2 separate regions of the Homo sapiens genome follow, and region 1 is linked to region 2. Evidence: chromatin contacts called from ENCODE Hi-C or POLR2A ChIA-PET data. All regions are on one chromosome and are shown on one strand. Each heading gives the region's core, a stretch centred on a gene start or an enhancer-like site at or near the end of the contact. The rest is flanking DNA. Distances are from core to core; before and after follow the strand shown. Region 1 overlaps WWC2 (WW and C2 domain containing 2). Region 2 holds the start of WWC2 (WW and C2 domain containing 2).

Region 1 (6,397 bases), core at 1,037-3,536, 66 kb after region 2:
GCTGAGAAATCTGTTCTTTCATCACCAGAAGAGAAGCCCAGAGCCCATAGCCACAGGGGATAGTAAGAACAGAACAACAAATCAGTCCAGTAAAAAAACTGGTCACATGATAGGGAGGATGCAGATAACTTTATTTAGGTAAGCTGTGAGGTTGAGACTTCTGTGATCTGGTTTGGGGGCATGACAAAATGAATAACCTGAGTGCGAAACAGCTGACTACCAATGAGTGTTTGGGGCATAACCTCAGTGTAAATTAGGATACGTCTCTATTTCCTTTATTTTTCATTTTGGTTGTTTGACTTGACCTACGTTACAGGTCATTGCTAAATTACTTTGGAAGTACCCTTTGTCTTGATTGTGTTACTGTATGTGGATGGTGCTCAAAATTATTAAATTTAATTCAGAAGTTTCAATTTTGTGAAGAGATGGTGGGTATTTTCTAGGTCATAATACAAAAGTGATTTGTGATCTAGCTATTGGGTGCCTCAAATTGTATAACATAATTATAGTTAGAATTGAATCATCAAATAAGGTGGCAAGATTAATGGGAGTGGCTAGCTTTAATGTTCCAGGTTATATTAATTTTAGATAAAATGAAATTAGTATTCCTATGGACAATTGAGTCAAGTTCTTGAATTACTGTATTCAGTTGGGATTGACTCAATTTAACAAAATGGTACTATTAGAGTTTTTGAGGATAATGAGAAAATGGAACTGAAATTAAAATTGTCTCTTGCACTTTGGACAAAATAATTTCTGTGAGCAGCAATTAAGAAGGTCCATATAAGAGATTCACCTTCTGCTCTAATTTCATTTAGTAAGATTGCATGATCTTAAGCTCCGTGATATTTTACTTGGAAAATGTTATGACTTAACGTAGGTCAGTGTCCCCTGCATTATGTGATTTGGTGTGCGCATATATATATATATATATATATATATATATATATACATATATATATTATATATACATATATATATATATATACATATATATATTATATATACATATATATATTATATATACATATATATATTATATATACATATATATTATATATAATATATATATTTTTATATATATTTTTAATATATATATTTTAAGTAGTGGCACAGAAAGAAGAGATTAGGAGTTGATCTTCAAAAGGCAGAGAAAATTAGAACTAAGGAATTCCTACCTTTTTTAAAAAAGCTAAAAATAATTTTGGGAAGCTCTTTAGACAGTTCACACTGTTGGAGAAAAACCCTGTGATATGAATGGCTTTGAAACCAGCAGCAGAGAAGTAGGTCCTTTCCTGTGGGTATGGGTCCTGGAATGGATTGGGTTTAGGCCCACTTGGCTCACCTGTTAGGAGGATGCTCCTTGGAGCCAGGCCTTGTGGGTATTCTTGGGCAGCGCTTGACTTCTGAGGACATGGGCACATGTTTTCAAGAGACCAGGCAAATTATAGTTGTCTGGGTACCAATTCCATGTGGCAGCCTCCAGTTAAGTGACATCCACATTCTGGTTACCATAAGGATTTTTAATGACCAATGGTATACTGTAGAAAAGGCACATTTTAGGCATTTAGTAAACTAGAGGTATTGATAACTAATAATAACTAATAGTAATAAGTACTGCTGCAGAGGTACTAATAACTAATAGTAAATGTTAGACTCATTTAAGAGCTGGATTAACAATCATTACCTCTAGCATAACACAAACATTCCTGGGTCTGTGCATTTCACATTCCATTTGTTTCAGAGTCTTGTATTTACTGGGTAAATGCCCATGGGAATTCAAATCATGGTTGGGCAAAGTTGGTTTGAGGGTAGGACAGGGAGTACGGGATTAGAGAGGGTAGAAGAGGTACAAGGGCCTCTTCTGACTTGGAGTGTCAGGGACACATTCATGTCAGGGCTTTGGAAGGGCCTCTTGACTGGGGTTTGGTGTGTGGAGAGTGGAAAGCTGAGTTGGGAAGCCTTCTTCTTTCCTCCTAAATTCCACCCTGATAACAACAGAAAAGCATCTTTGGCCTCTATGACATTAAAATATTTGAGCATTAAGGGTCAGGTGCTAGGCTTGAGAAGCTGTTTAAGCCAGGCTAAATACAACTTTAGTGGAGATGTGCTGAGGAATAGGTACACTGTTTCTTTTAGTAACTAATGTTTAATTTTTAGAGAACACAGCAGGCCTTTTGAAGGCAGTTTAAGGAATGGGTGTGGAAGGGGGTGTGGGGGAAGGAAATCTCAGCAGAATGCTTTTAGATATTTCCTGTTACATAAATGCTACATACTTCTCATGCCTTCAGACTCATAGCAAATAGGACTGAAGCCCGTTGAGGCTTACATTTAATTACTGTTACAAAGAATGTAGAAACTATATAGGTAATCAAAGAACCTTAAAAACTGGCACCAAATGCAACTTTTTCTTTTTCATCCAAATCTTACATTGTGGAATTTGAATGTGGTGTGATGAAATACACTTGGACAAAAAATAAGTGTTTGATTTTTAAAAAATGCTTTTGTTTAATTCATAAGACTTTCTGTCATAGTAAAAGAGTCTGTCTTCAGGTAGACATTCCAGATGACAAAGTGTCTCATTTATGGAGTCCCCAGAGTAGTAACTTGATACATTTATGTAGCAGTGTTTTAATGTGTGCTTGTGATGAAGAGTGCCACACTGATATCATACTGTTAGTATCTACCTGTAATGTAATAAATTGAGATCTTGTGTTAGTAATGAGAACATACAAGTTAAAGCTTTCTACTTCTAATTTTGTCCTACATTCTTTTTTTCTCTCATTTATGTTACTCCCTCCCCCAGATATAGCCAGGTTTATCTGTACTAGTGGCTAAAAGACACAGATACTGAAAGCTTTTTTTTTTCTTCCTTGATTTCAGGGAAATTGATAGAATTGGGTAAGGCATTTGGGGTATTTGTCTGCTGTAGCCCGTGGCATTCAGGGATGAGAATAGCCATCAAACTTGTAAATATTTTCTTTATATAAATGTCATGTCTGTCAAGTTCATTGCAGTGCTCCTGTGTCGGCAGAATGTCTCGATTTCAGAACTGGCTATCCCTTGGCTGCTCATTCTGGACAGTGCTCTTCACTTTTGTGAGCCATAGTGTTTTGTAAGGTGGAGCCTCATTAAATCTATCTCACAGGATATTTTTTGCCTATAAAGGAGTTGGAATACATGAGTGAAGCAGGCCTGAGTTCGTGTATATTTGAAACATGCTTCAGCAGGGCCATGAGAAGTCTTGTTTCAGTTGGTGAACAATCTCAAGTCATTTACTCACTTGTTTTTGAAATTAATTCAACCAATATTTGTTGAATATGTATAATGTGTGTTATTCTGTGTACTCTGAAGTATACAAAGATCAGTGATTACAGCCCTGGACCCTCAGGTGTCTAGAATATATAACTAGAAGGTAGTCAATATCATAAGAAAGGTAAGATCAAATACTTTGGGATCCAGGGTAGTCAAAACCTTATTGGATAAAAAGGTAATCTCTCAGCTCTGTGTCCTGAGAGCTGAAGCTCTCCTAAGTTGAAACAATGCTCTTCTTGAACTATCTCCTCACAAATTGGAAGCACAGAGTTCTGTAGGTCTTGCACCAGAGCTTAGACATGTAGTTAATACCAAGGCACCATGTGGCTGGGCAATATGGTTTCTGTCCCAGCCTGTATGACGTCATATATGGATTTGTCATTTGCACCATGGAAATTTCACATCAGGACAAACCACCATGGTTTGTGAACATGGGACATCTCTGAGGAACACAGAATTTTCATATGGCCACGGAGTGTGGTTCTTCTCTGTGTGAACTCTGGTGTTGATTTTTAAAAGGCATGCACTGATTCGAGAAAACCTAATTTTATATACTGGAGTTAGACATACCTAGGAAATAATTCATCCCATTAGACATTTATTGAGAACCTACCGTATGCTAGACATTGTGGGGATAATGATGACTCAGGTTAGTGAGGGAGAATAAAGCCTTTTATACACATAGCTCGAATACATGCAGAAATGATAAGTGAGAAGAGATACAAGTGAGAAGTGTGGCAGAGATTTAAGGGAGAGAGAGGTTATTTCTGATAGATGTGCATTTGAGTTGGGCTTTGTGTAGAGCTGTCATATCTCCCAGTCTGCTTGGGTCAGCCCCAGTTTACTCCGGATGTCCTGATGTCCCCTCCAATTAACATCTTTCTGGTCAAAATTGTTCCAGTTTGTGTGATAAATTATATGGATGGTCCCCCTAGCTTTGAGAATCAGGTAAGACTTGGCTTAGTGGAGATAGAGAACAGTCTAGGTAAAGATAAATGGCATAAACAAAAAACATGGGTGATGGAACACTTTGGTGCACTTAGAAAAAACATGTTTAGTTTGACTGTAGCTTTGGGAACAGGAAAGGGAATCACTGGAAATGAAGGTTGGGAGGTGAGTTGAGGTCAAATTTTGAGTATCCTGAATGCCAGACTAGATACCTTGATTTTATGTAGTTGGCCATGGAAGTTTGTGATTTTTTTTTTTTTTTGAGATGATGTCTTGCTTTGTCACCAGGCTGGAGTGCAGTGATGTGATCTTGGCTCAGTGCAACCTTTGCCTCCTGGGTTCAAGCGATTCTCCTGCCTCAGCCTCCCGAGTAGCTGGGACTACAGGCGTGCGCCACCATGCCAAGCCAATTTTTTTGTATTTTTAGTAGAGACAGGGTTTCTCCATGTTGGCCAGGATGGTCTCCATCTCCTGACCTCGTGATCTGTCCACCTTGGTCCCAAAGTGCTGGGATTACAGGCATGAGCCACCACGCCCGGCTGACTTTTTTTCTTTTCTTTTCTTTCTTTTTTTTTTTTTTTTAAGATTTAGAAAGATCCTTGTAACTACTGCGAGATACAAAAAAGGGCTCTTTTGGGTAACAGGGATTTAAAACAAAATTCTTAGGACCCATTGCCAATTAAGGATCATTTAGATATTTTTCTAAATTAGTGGGAAAATAAGATATAAATTACTACAGTGTACAGTGAAATGTCACAAAACCTAAAAAAATCATTAAGTTTTAGACCATGAATTGACTTTGGATCTTTGAGTCAAACATTATCATTTTATAGAAGAAGAAAATTGGCAATCAGACAGATTGTTAAATGTCAAAACTCTCCCAGCAAGCTCTTCATAGAGATGGGGTTAGAACCTAGATGCTGTGGTTTCTTGTGCAGCGGGTATTTACCTTTCCTATAGAGCTTTATTTTGGAGACTCCATTATTGACTGTTGTTGGGGCCACATCAATGTCTGCGTCTTGACTGAGCTGTGATGGAACTTATCATTCCGTCCCTGGGTGTCATTGCCATTATATGCACTGGCTGTGGTGGAAATTGTTAAGGATAAAAATGAAAAAATGAGGACAACAGATACCATTCTCATTCAGTGAAATAGGGTTTCAAATTATGGCATGTGAATACAAGAGTTTTAAAAAACTCTTTAAATATGAAATGTCATTTTATGGCATATAGTATTATAATTTTTTTTTTTTGAGACAGAGTTTCACTCTTGTTGCCCAGGCTGGAGTGCAATGGCACGATCTCGGCTCGCCACAACCTCTGCCTCCCGGGGTCAAGTGGTTCTTCTGGCTCAGCCTCCCGAGTAGCTGGTATTACAGGCGTGCACCACCACGCCCGGCTAATTTTCTGTTTTTAGTAGAGATGGGGTTTCTCCATGTTGGTCAGGCTGGTCTTGAACTCCTGACCGCAGATGATCTGCCCGCCTTGGCCTCCCAAAGTGCCAGGATTGCAGGCGTGAACCACCACGCCCAGCCTCTAAAATTTATATGTGCATATTTAAAAAACATTCAGAAGTTGTAAAATCAACAGAATTGATCAGTTAGGTATAAACTTACAAATCATTGGCACATGAAACTTTTAATTTTGCTTAATCATTATTGATGCTCCTTGAAATTTTACGTGTTGCTATAAAGCTGTTAAGAGTTGAGGAAGGACTGACTGACAAGTACGCTTCATGTGTTTTTTACACATTTATCGAAGACTGGAAAACCTGCTAGATGAATTCTAAAAGAGCTGTAACACGGACTCAAAGCTTTTAAAATAATTTTTTTTTTATTTTTTCATAGAAGTGGAGTCTCACCATGTTGCCAAACTATTCTTGAACTCCTGGCCTCAAGTGATTCTCCTGCCACAGCCTCCTACAGTGCTGGGATTACGTGTGTGAGCCACTGCACCTGGCCATGTTTTTCTTAATCATTATGTTTTTTGGGTGGCCATCAGAGAGACCCTGTAAAAAATATGATTTTGGAATGACCATGGGATACCTAAATAATAGGGTGAATATATTTATGCATATAAGCCTAATTTGTTTATATAATATAGTATATATGTTAAAGGAAGCAAGTAATTTTGG
Region 2 (5,715 bases), core at 589-3,088:
AGCCTACCTTCCAGAAGGCTGGCTGCACAAGCGGCCGCCCTAAATGCGGTCAAAGCGGGCAAATTCGCCGTGGGTGCCTTCCTTCCCTACCTCCGGCCCACTCTGGTTGCTCCTTCCCAGGTGCTCCAAGCTCTCCAGAGTTTCTGGTGGTTTAAAGTTTCCGCTTCACGCCCAGACTGCTCTAAGGGCAAACACGACCCCTTTCCTCTTCTAGGACCCCTTCCGTGAAGTCTGTTCCAACCCTGAGCCTCTCCACCTTCGAGATTGGCCGCAGATGCCCCGACGGGATGGCCTGGGGAGCCGAAAGCTGTCCCCAGCCCCGGACAGCTACTGCCCACGCCGCGCAGGCCAGCCTCACACAGTAGCGAATCTCCTTCACGCGACTTCCTCGCAGGCCTGTGAACCCGCAGGGGAGGCGGAGGTCGGTTCAAACCCTGCGAGAGCCCCTGCCCAGCGCGGAGTCCTGCACACGGTGGAAAGTCCTTACGCATTAGCGGGCAGGATTAAACGACTTCACACCACGAGGTGCAAGACTGGGCTTCGGGGCCTTCCTCGGTGTTGCTATTTTAAAAGAAGCTGCTCAGTAACCCAGAAGAAGATGACGGGGGACGGTGGTGTAGACCCGGCTGGAGAGGAGTCCAGGGCCTGGGAGGCGCCCCCTCTGACTGAGGGGCTGGGGACCCTGAAGCTTGGCGTCCAGGCCCCGCCAGCGCTGCACCCGGCATTGTCCCGCCTGGGGCAGGCGTCCGGTCCCTCGGCAGTGCGGGCCAGCACGTACGTAGTAGCTGCTGAATAAATAAATGCCTATGCAACAGGGAACGTCCCGGCCCACCCCGGCCGGGCCAGGGCCTAGGAAGGGCGGGCGTCCGGCGCCGCCGTGGGTCCCTCCGGCGTGGCCGCCCACACCTCCTGGCCACGGCGGGGCTGCGGTGGGGGGACATCCTGGGGCGGGCGGCTGGACGGAAGGGACTAGAGTCGGGGCGCGTCCACGGCCAACCGCCCCGAACCAAGCAGGGGAGGCCAGGGACCAGGAGCTTCCGGGGCCCCGCGGCTGGAGCGCCCGGACGCGAAGGGGCGGCGGGTGACGGGGCGCGGTGCGGGCGGCTACAGGGCCGGACGGGAGTTCCTCCGCTTTCCGCCGCGCGGCTCGCGGTCTCAGCCGAGGTCATCGAGGGCCAGGAGCCCTGGCGGAGGCCCCGCCGTCCCGGACCCACCGACGCACTCCCAGGGCTTGGCGCTTTCCCACCACCCCGGACCGCCCTTGGGGTGCCGGAGGGGCTCGGGGCGCGGCGTGGGGAGCCTTTGTGCCCTCTCCGCTTGTTGAGGTTTTTTCTCCGGAGGAGAGCTCCCCGCCCGCCACCCCTTTCCTCTCGAAAGTTTTGTGGTTTCCCTAGAAGACGAAAGAGGTTGAGAAGGTTGCGGAGACTTTTGCAATCTTCCCCGTCCAGAAACTCTAAAACCTCTCGGCGTTTGGCCCAGGGGAGCTATCTGGGGTCAAGGGGAGGGAGCTGGCCGCACATTCCTTCGCCCGCCTTCCTCCCACCTGGAGCCGCGGCCCCGCGGGGCAGTGCGTCCGAGCTGGTGCGGCGACGCCGGCAGCGGCGGGGTTAAGCTCAGGAATGCGGCGCGAGGAATGCGCATGCAGATGAGGCGGGCGGGCGCATGCTAATCGCATGCAAATGAGGGGCCCGCCGCTGCCGCGGCAGCGCCGCAGCTTCCCGGATCCGAGCCCAGACGGCGGCGGCTCCGGCAGCCTGGGCGCCGCGACCCTCGGCGGCCAGAGGGGGACGGGGCGGAGGAGGAGGAAGAGGCGGAGGCAGCGGCGGCGAGGGGGAGGAGGGTTCGCTCGCCGGCTCCGACGCAGACATGGTGGACTGATCCGCAGCGGGGCCGCGAACAGCGTTTCCTGAGGCACCTCCCGCGCGTGGTTCCGCCGCGCCCCGCGCCCTGCGCCCCTCAGCCCCTCGCCGGCGCCCGCGTCGCGGGTTGGCAGCCTAGCCCGGCAGCCGCGTTCCCGCCGCGTCCCGCGCCCGGTACCTATGGAGGCGCCGCTCGCCGGCGAGGCCGCCGACCATGCCTAGGAGGGCCGGGAGCGGTCAGCTGCCGCTGCCCCGGGGCTGGGAGGAGGCCAGGGACTACGACGGCAAGGTCTTCTACATTGACCACAACACCAGGAGGACCAGCTGGATCGACCCCCGGGACAGGTGGGCGCCGGCCGCGGGGGCGCGGGCCCGTTCGGACACGGCGGCTGTTGTCCCGGAGACCCGGCCGCGCGGGGGGCTGGGGCGGCGCCGGCCCGCGGTGCCCCGAGGGGTCCCGGGAGGGATGTGGGGCTGGCTGCTCCGGCGGGGCCGAGGAGCCGCCCGTACCCGGGCTCCTCCGCCCACCGGCTTCCCGACGCCCCTCCGGGGACCCGGCCCCGAGGCAAGGCTGGAGTCGCTGCCCCGGGCCGACGCCGCGCGCCAGGCTAACGGACCCGAGGGGCCACCTGAGCCCTGTTAGGAACTTCCCTAGGCTTCGAGGTGCCCACGTGGAGGCTGCAGGACACCTTCGGCCTCTGGGCGGCGGGGGTGGGCTAGGGCCTCACTGCCAGTTGGGGAACGAGCCCTCCGGGCCACCTGTGGCATCCCTCAGGCCGTCCTTGGCGCGGGAGCCTGGGCTGCGAGCTCTTGGCGGGGGCGCCCAGACTGGCCGGAGGTCCCGAGCTGGGAAGGGGCTCCCGCCCCCCGCCGGGCCCTGCTAGTGGGTGTGACTGACTTTGCCCCTCAGAGTTTAAAAACGCGCGTTTGGGGGTTTCGCTGTCTGTCGTTAGTCTTCACCTGAAAACTTGAACCGACTCCCAGATCGGGAACAGGCATATTGTGTTTGGAAGGGAGATGTAGTGAAATTAACGTTGGGTATTGAGGCACTCTGATTTGAGCTTAGCCTGGTTTCTTTGTTTTTTGTTTTTTAAATTGGTTCAGGAACTGAAGGTTCACAAATGTTTCTGTGTCCCATATTTTTTTTACCCTTAAAATTTCTTAGAATTATTGTAAGAATAATAGGAGGTATTCCTAATTATAAATTTGTAAATTATCCATTAAGGAGATATTCCTAATTGTAAATTTAAATAACGTGCCACCAGGGATAACTTCGACATTTGGACTTTTGTCATTTCTGAAAATTATAACTTTATTGAATGTGGCCCTTTGGGCTTTATATACTTTTTAGGTGCTTCTCCTATTTAACATTTTCCCTTTTCTCAATTTGAAGCTGAAATACCTAACTACTTTATAATCTCAGTTACTTTTGCCCTAAAAATGTTGTTTTTGAAAGCTACTAAAAGGCAATTACAAGAAAGTTATAAATAACATTATAAATTTATGGAACAATCCTTGTTCAATTATCCGTGAAGCTACGGGCCTAGGTTTCCCTCCTGAAATGAGAAAAGGCACCTGTGCTGAGGTTCGGTCTTGCCGCAGCCTGGCTGCCTGTTGCTGGCCTGATGAAAATTGTGACAGGCATCACACCTTCCCAGTGTCTCCAGACGTGCTAGTTGTTGTCATAAACTTCACGCTCCAAGCCAGTTATTTGACTTATGCTATTGCACTTTGAAACTACTTAACAGATAGTAAATGTCAGTGCTGATGGTGTGCACCCAACTGCGGCTTTTAAGGCACCTGTATAAATATTTGACTTTTACAGTTGTGTGGTAATTCTTTCTGCTTTCTGATACTTGGAGTTTCAGGTAATTGAAATAACAATAAATTCTTGAAATATTTAGGCATTCTAGGTTCTCTTCTTCGGTTTACATGCTTTACTATATTATCTCAGTTGTGTTTACCGGAAAGGATTACAAGAATATGTAATGTCTGGGTAAAGTAAATAGAAAGTGGAGTGAAATTATATGACTTGGCTATCCATATCACTACTTTTTTCACAAGTCAAGCATGTCCTTTATTTTAAACTCTTAATGGATTAGTAATTATTATGAACTATTTTCAGGAAACTGGATAAACAATTCATTGGATAGGGACAAATAGTTTTGACTAAGATAGCTTTTTATTTTTCCAATTTTCCTTGCAGCTGTTAGGTCTTAAATATTCAGAGACATAAATTTGACGACTTACAAATATTTCTGGATCTCAGAGTTTTAAAAGATACTCTGTTGAGATCAGAGTCACCATTATATACTCAGTTTAAATTTGATTATATTTTCTTTTAGGGCAATTAAGTGACTAAATCTTACTAAATAGAGTAAGAGCTGATGGGAACGTATATTTGGAGTAACTATTAACTCCTGTCAGTTTTGTTACACACTTACCAAACATATGGAAAGAGAGATGTTACACAGGCCAATAGGAGTGTGTGGATTCTTCTGCAGGATCAACTTACAAATTCTGAAAGAAAAACAACTTGATATACTATGGGTCTGCAGTACTTTTGAACTGTTTAAGCCATTTAATTAGAATGGTCACGATGATTTACCTTGCATATTTTTTATGTTATTCTGTTAAGGAAAAGAATTTTGTGTTTTTGATAGTCTATCAGAATTTGTTGAATATTTCTGATTATACAGATAATTATGCCGATTTAGTAGGGGAGGCTAGGGCATTTTATAAGAACATAATTTCATTCAACAGGTAGTCATGCCAGAATGCTGAAGCATTATTCTAAAATGCTTTTAAGCTTTTGGAGGTGAATGACGTCATTCAAACTTTGCTGGGATGTGATCAAAGCTTTTATTGCTCCACTTCTTACTTTTATTGACTAAGTTTACGTGAGTTTCTGAATCCCTCTAAACCTCCATTTTTCAGCTCTAAAATGAGGATAATATCATCTTCTTCATAGGGGTGTTTGTGGGCTCACCATTAGGGCCCAGCCTAATTGTATTAGTGTAGTGTTGACATTCCAGTTTAGGAACTGAGTGACCCTGGAAATAGTAGAAATACTAGCATGGACAGTATTTACTCAGTGTGTATTGTGTGCTAGGCACTCTGCTAAGCTCTTTAACTGTGATCTCATTTCATTCTCCCGTTGGTCCTGTGAGGTAGGTACTACTGTCATCTTCCAGTTACAGATGAGGAAATTGAGTCACAGAGAAGTAGCCCTTGTTAAGTGTGGAGCTAGGATTTAAAGCCAGACAGCTTGACTCTACAGCATGTGTCCTTAATCATTCCTTTAAATTGTCTCGACGCTTGCGCATGTTCAGGGGTCTTTGGGTGGAGTGCACAGAGGGGCAGAACCTTTTTGCCCAGTGTTTATTTTTCAGGCTGAGTGACTAGGCTAATCCTGGGGAAATCTCCCTGTTTGTGATTAATTCCTTGTCCCCCTACCCTGCCTGCATGGGCCCACTCCCCGAGTGTTATTTTGTAGGTTTACCCCCTCTTCTTTTGCTCACCATGGACCCTTTTGAACATACCAGTTGGTGTTTATGGTAGGCCATAGGTCTTGGCCAAATGGCCTGGTGCTTTTTTTTTTTTTTTTTTAATTACATTCAACAAAGGAGAAAAAGGTGGGATGGATTGGCTTCATTGCCTTTTGGAGGAGTAGGGAGCTTAAGTGGGCAGGCCTCAGAGATAGGGTGGGTTGGCTTTACCAACTCCCAGTAGAATTTTGCTCATTTTCTATCCTTGGATTGAATGTTACCCAGAGATACAATGACTTTGTCTAGTTGAACTGAAAGATTTCACACCATGCAAAGTGACTTTCCATTAAAACCCACTGATAGACACT

The links. A loop is a pair of places that touch in the nucleus more often than their neighbours do. ChIA-PET counts read pairs that join two places held with the same protein, here RNA polymerase II (POLR2A). Pooled maps may share reads with other maps.
Region 1: a loop to region 2 is called in a map of heart right ventricle, with 1.9 times the contacts of the local background. The contact joins the enhancer-like site here to the promoter of WWC2 in region 2. A Hi-C loop is called at or near these places in 11 of 168 maps with a recorded cell type or tissue (Caco-2, Calu3, HepG2 and 7 more) and 10 of 50 pooled maps. POLR2A ChIA-PET finds 5 or more read pairs at or near these places in 17 of 52 experiments (A673, AG04449, AG04450 and 12 more).

What each region holds. Positions count from the first base shown.
Region 1 is chr4:183,163,350-183,169,746 of GRCh38, forward strand. The region is part of intron 1 of WWC2 (WW and C2 domain containing 2); the gene reads left to right. Among named protein-coding and RNA genes, the nearest start is that of WWC2, 67 kb to the left of the region's middle. Within about 2 kb of position 2,287, at least 3 of the 41 ENCODE cell types and tissues checked have a DNase peak (open chromatin) inside an H3K27ac peak, as active enhancers do; they include A673 and PC-9, where a contact is called at or near this core.
Region 2 is chr4:183,097,419-183,103,133 of GRCh38, forward strand. WWC2 (WW and C2 domain containing 2) reads left to right here and starts at 1,839. Exons shown (of 23, transcript NM_024949.6): 1 at 1,839-2,204. The coding sequence starts at 2,074. WWC2-AS2 (WWC2 antisense RNA 2) reads right to left here and starts at 1,781. Exons shown (of 1, transcript NR_024008.1): 1 at 1-1,781. RefSeq lists an enhancer at 598-892 and a silencer at 598-892.